Regions from separate parts of the Homo sapiens genome. Here region 2 is linked to region 1. The links are chromatin contacts, found by Hi-C or POLR2A ChIA-PET in ENCODE. All regions are on one chromosome and are shown on one strand. The core of a region is the stretch at or near the end of the contact, and the rest is flanking DNA. Distances in the headings are between cores, read along the strand shown. Region 1 holds the start of PLA2G4E (phospholipase A2 group IVE). Region 2 has its middle 33 kb from the start of PLA2G4E.

The links. Hi-C counts contacts between places; a loop is a spot of excess contacts on that map. ChIA-PET counts read pairs that join two places held with the same protein, here RNA polymerase II (POLR2A). Pooled maps may share reads with other maps.
Region 2: a map of heart right ventricle shows a loop between it and region 1 (2.8-fold over the local background). The contact joins the enhancer-like site here to the promoter of PLA2G4E in region 1. A Hi-C loop is called at or near these places in 8 of 168 maps with a recorded cell type or tissue (Caco-2, cardiac septum, gastrocnemius medialis and 5 more), 2 of 37 single-sample maps with no recorded cell type and 9 of 50 pooled maps. POLR2A ChIA-PET finds 5 or more read pairs at or near these places in 6 of 52 experiments (Caco-2, H1, MCF 10A and 3 more).

Annotation. Positions count from the first base shown.
Region 1 is chr15:42,019,635-42,022,468 of GRCh38, reverse strand. It overlaps PLA2G4E (phospholipase A2 group IVE), which reads left to right and starts at 1,427. Exons shown (of 20, transcript NM_001395548.1): 1 at 1,427-1,534. The coding sequence starts at 1,439.
Region 2 is chr15:42,052,741-42,055,574 of GRCh38, reverse strand. No RefSeq gene overlaps it. Among named protein-coding and RNA genes, the nearest start is that of PLA2G4E, 33 kb to the right of the region's middle. Within about 2 kb of position 1,459, at least 7 of the 41 ENCODE cell types and tissues checked have a DNase peak (open chromatin) inside an H3K27ac peak, as active enhancers do.

The DNA.
Region 1 (2,834 bases), core at 178-2,677:
TGAATTGTATAATTATTTCATTATATATGACAATATGATAATAATAGAAATAAAGTGCACAATAAATGTAAGGCACTTGTATCATCCCAAAACCATCTCCCGCCCACCCGCGGAAAAATTAACCTCGGTGAAACCAGTCCCTGGCACTAAAAAAGGATGGGGACTACTGCTGTAAACCATGGATCTTCACAAATGTGAAGGAAGGATTGTTATCGATCCTTCTAAGATGCCCCCTCTCACCACAGGGAAACTTGGATCCCTGAGCCTCTGAGGGGTTGGATGCATCTGGCTCTCCAGCCAGACTGTCAGCAACTTCAAGCTTAGGATTTCCTCTCTCAGTAGGATGTATACAGCAGATGCTTACTAGGTACATGAACTAAATTGAATTTGTGGAGTTTACTGAGGGATGTGGTGCTGAGTCCCCATCCTTGGCAGAGGAGGGGAGGGCAGGGCAAGGAAGGAAGCCAGGAGAGCAGCAGGCTAAGGCCCCTCCACTTTCTGGAAGGCCAGGCACGTGAAGAGTTCCCACAGGTACCTCCAACCAGGTTCCATCCCTGCATTCAGGCCCAGTCTGTCCCATGTTCAGATCTCATCCTCAATTTCAAAAAAGCACTTCTATCTATGGTCCAGAAAAGCCGGTTGTGGGGCCCCAGGCAATAGCTCAGGCAGGAAACTCCCAGTGTACAGAGTCAGGCAGCAGAACAGGCAAAGCTGCCCTTGTCAGGCCCCTCAGTGAGCCACCAGGCTAGAGATAGGAATCATCTGGGCGGGGCGGGTGCATCCTCCAAGCTGTCCTGAGACCAGGCAGGGGCTGGACACGCCCTCTCTCCACCTGGCCTCCCAGGAGGGAGGACAGGGGATGGTTGCCCCAGACCCTTTCTCACGAAGTATTGGGCAATTATTTTCTTTCTTCACCCTCTAGCTTTGGGAGCACTGACCCTGGTCTCTTTGGGAGTTGTGGCCAGGGACCCCATGAAGGTCCCTGGCCACAGCTCCTGGGGTACCAAGCCATGAAACTGAAGTGGAGTTGGGAGCGACGGTCGCATCCTCCTAGAGGGGCATCTATGAGCCATGACCTCTATAAGCTGAAGAGATAGAGCTTTCCCAAATTATGGCGGGCTAGTCCTACAGTCATGTGGGTCCAGTGTCCTCTTCTTGCCACCCACTGTGCCCTTGAAGGCCTGGTCATTCTGAGTGGCTGGGGGCTACAGACTGCTGACCCCAAAGACCAGAGCCCTGCGGGTCCCTGTATTTCTATGACCTGAAGACCTGTGATTTCTTTGATATGAAGAGATCTAGGCCCATGCACCCTATCTGTCTACCCACTCAAACCACTCCCAGAGCAATCCCAGCTACTGCCAAGCTGTGGCCAGGAAGGTGGAGCTCTGAGTCAGAGTATAAGTTCCTGATCTTGCCACCCAGCTGGAGAGCTGCCGTGATGCTCCTGAGGCAGATGCACGCCAGGGTCTCCCACTCCCTGCCAGACCCATGCCAAGCAGAAGACAGCAGGCCCTCGGCCACCTGTGCCTTGAAGGTGAGGGAGGGGTGCTCAGTGGCTGGGGCCAGAGGCTGAGGGCCAGGGAGGCATGGCCAGGAAGTGAGGGGCAGGGGCAGGGAGCTGAGAGCAGGAGACGGGCCTCAGGGAGGGCTGGTAGGCATTGGACATCCCAAGGACCTGGGCTCAGGCAGCCTCATCTTAAAACCTGGGGGAGGTGGTTTATCCCAGTTGGGGCCAGGGCTCCTGCTTGGGTGGCCCTGCTGAGAGTACCCTCAAGATTTTCAAGGCATCATGAAGTGGCGTGGGGCCATCCTGGGGCCAGGCTAGCACCCAAGATAGAGAGTATGCCAGGGGGATCCACATTTGGCCTGCCCTAATGGCAAGCAGGATTTAACCCTGCAAACATCCTAAGCTTCTATGCTGTGCAAGAGTATGGTGTAGTGTATGGTGAGAATTGGTGGCATTGTCAATCTGTTGCCATCAGCCACAAAGCTGCCCACCTGGGTTTACAGTCAAGGCTCATGGGTCCATCCAACTCCTCACAGCCTCACAGGGAGACCTCTGGGTTCATGGATCAGGTTGCCAGGGCTCTAGACCAACTCTGCCTCAGTTTCCCCATCTAGGCAATAGGGAGATGACCTCAATGCTTCAATCTGCTGTAGGCTCACCTTGGGAAGAATCATTAGTTGGTTCCTCGAAGGCAGCACTTCTTCCTCATTACCTTTCCCAGGGCCACCTCCCCGGCTCAAGTTAAATCATTGAATGACATGGGTGATGCCCTGAAAGTACTTTGCCCCTTGGTGGGGGAGATGAAGACCCTGTTCAGTCTCCTAGGAGCCCAAGTCAGGGAGCTCCGTGGTGGGTGGTGGCCAATGCCCCTGCTGCCCAGCCAGGTAGACACTGCCTCCTGGGGTGTGCCCTGGTTTCCCCACAGCACTTGGGTGGCTGGAAGGGCGTCTGGCCACCTATTGTTCCTGCCAATCTTTTTGAGCCTCCAAGAGCTTGGGCCAGGAGAGGTCTTCCACAGAGGTGACAGAGTTTACCTCAAAGGGGGCAGTGAAGCAGTTAAGAGCCCGGGACCCCAAATGTGGCTTCAGGAGCCTCTCCATGAGCTGCATCTGCCCCTGTCAGGCCTGGAGGGTCCATGTTGGTGCCGGGATTTCTTGCCCTGACCACTCAACTAGCCTGGTGATAAAAAGGAAAACAGCCATGGTAGCTCCTCCCAGGTGACTCTTAGTCTGGGATGTTGCTCAGAGTGGCTGGGACATGTATTAGGGTCCCATCATGTCCCCTCCCAATGGTCTCCTTAAAGGAGGGCCCACATGTTCTGGAAGAC
Region 2 (2,834 bases), core at 210-2,709, 33 kb before region 1:
TTCCCGTGAAGGGCCTCTCTTATTGGAGAAAATCTTTCCTTATTAAAGATCCTGCCCCTGGAAACTAAGGATGTTTTTTGTTTGTTTTTTTTCTATCTGTAGGCTTTCCCACATTTTAAACAACTATTTTAATGTAACAAAGCTTCCTGACATTTTAACCATACCATGGAAAATGCCTTTTCTTTATGTTTTCTTTTTGCAATAAAAAATAAAAACAAATAATCAGTCCTTTATCCAATGCAATGAACATTACTTTTGTGAATAACCAATGCAAAATGAAACCAACCAAAATTTCACATGATAAACTTTTAGAGAACCACATCTTAAGAATAAAAAAATTGTCCTGGCAAAAATTAGACTTGTAAAGAGATAGCGGCCACAAAGAAAAGGTAAAACCCATCATAAAGGGTATGATTTCATGGTGTGTGGAAAAGACTTGGTCCCAACGAAGATAAGCAGCAAAACTGGAAATTGCTAAGTATTATTCTATTAAAAATAATCAAGAAGATCAAGAAATTAAATTGGCTTAATTGAATTTGCTCCAGAAAATACATTTTTCTCTTTTTCTTTTCTTTAAACTTATGTATACAGCCCACTTTTACCCACCAGATTCTATTCTACTCCCTATTCTACATCTTAGGTATTTTTCATAAAACGTTTTCTAGATAAGACTTTATTAAATTAGGATACTTCTCATAAAAGCATTTAAGCTTAACAGAATGAAGTTAAAATTTCCCCAGGGATGTAAAAAAGGGAGAAGCTCAAACATATACACATCAAAGCCACACATCAGAGCCCAACATTCCAGTCCTCACTGTAGCCTTCTCAGCTTGTTCTGTTTTTCACCATTAAAAGCTGTCGTTACTGGTCAGGTGCGGTGGCTCACGCCTGTGATCCCAACACTTTGGGAGGTGCAGGCAGGCGGATCACTTGAGGTCAGGAGTTCGAGACCAGCTTGGCCAACATGGCAAAACCCCATCTCTACTAAAAATATAAAAATGTGCCTGTAATCCCAGCTACTCGGGATCCTGAGGTAGGAGAATCTCTGGCACCTGGAGGTTGCAGTGAGTTGAGATCATGCCACTGTACTCCAGCCTGGGTGACACAGTGAGACTATGTCTCCAAAAAAAAAAGAAAAAAGCTGTCATTACTTCTGCAAATCTTTCCAGGCCTTGCCTTGCTTTTCTTTCTTTCCTCTGTCTCCTCCTTCCCTCCCTCCTTTTCTCCTTTCCATTTTCCCTTAACTAAATGTGTAGGGTAATAGTGTGCCTCTAGGTTTTGGAAGCTGAGGACTTACTTAGTGAGCGTTCTATCCACCTGTAGATCTTCCATTTTAGGAATTGAATAAGAAAAAAAAACTAACAAATACAAAAAATACACATAGTCCTGTGGAGCCTATTCTAGGAGTGGCCAACTGTGGGGCCACCCAGGGCCTGGCTGGGCAGGGAAGTGGGGAATTTGGCAGGACCAGTGGCCAGGTGCCCTTGAGGGATTCCGGGCACATGGTGCTCAGTGCAAGAATGTTTGTTGGAGCTGTTATTTCAGCTGAGGTTAAAATTCTTTGTTTGGCTTTTATTTTTAATTTGTAGGAGGTGAATTTTACAGGAGACTAAGCTCAACAAGGCCTGGAGACATCCCCTAGAAACATTTTAAAAGGATAAACATTCAGATACTCCCTGACACCAATCTGGAAATGACATGAGGGCTCGTCTCTGCTCCTGCCCCTGTGCCCAAGTCTAATTTTTTTTTTGCCAGATTGCTTTTTTTATCCCCAAGATATGATTCTTTCAAAGTTTACCATGTGAAATGTGAGCTGGTGTTGGTTTTATTTTGCATTGATTATTCACAAAAGTAATTCTCACTGGAAACTGGATAAAGAACTGATAATTTGTGTTTTTTTCAATTGCACAATAAACCATCACCTATCAATATTTAGTCTAATCCAGGTCTCCCTCTCAAATTCTAAAAGTTTACCTCGAATCAGAAGTTATTCTGGGTCTTACACATAACTTTCTCTTTGACTTCAAGGAAGCTTGACTTCAGAGCCCCCTCCCCTGGCACTAAGTTCCTGAGGGTCTGCAGAGAGGGTCCCCTTTCTCACCCTGTCTGCCTGTCTATCTGTCACCATAGTTCCTGGCTTGGAGAAGTCCTGGAGTCAGACCACGGGAGAGAAAAATAACCCAAGCAACAGGAGGGTCTTCAAGGGCAGGAAGAAAGAACAGGAGAGAGGATGTCCCAAGAACAGGGAAAGGAAGCCTGGCTCCTCCCTGCCTGGGCCCCACACACAGTCTACCAGCGAAGCTGCCCTCTCTGCTCACTCTCCAGCGTGCTACCACCTCCACACTCATCCTGGCTCTCAGCCCTGGCCACCACCAGCTGCTCCAGGTCAGATCCCACTGGTCAGCTGCCTCAAAGCAGCGTCCATTCTGGGTCTCACCTGCACAGTGGGGTGGGCAGAGCTATGAGGAAGAGACCTCTTCCAGGTGCCCCCCAGATGCCCCGGACAGGGCAGAGACCTCTGAGTGGCAGTGCCTGGGCATCCTTTCACCTTGACTAAGCACAAAACACATCTACCAAAAGAAATCTTGAACGACCCCATTCTGATCTCTGTATTTATTTTTTAAATTACAATCAAGGTAAGATGTAGAAAAATGAGAATACCGAGGTACACTTGGTTATTCCACTCACTAATCCTCACTAGTTTTCCATTATAGCTTGACCTTCGTATATTTTCTTTTGTGGCTACTATTGCTTAGCAAGTCTAATTTTGTTTTTTTGTTTGTTTGTTTGTTTTTGGGTTTTTTTTTTTTTTTTGCCAGGTTGGTTTTTTATCC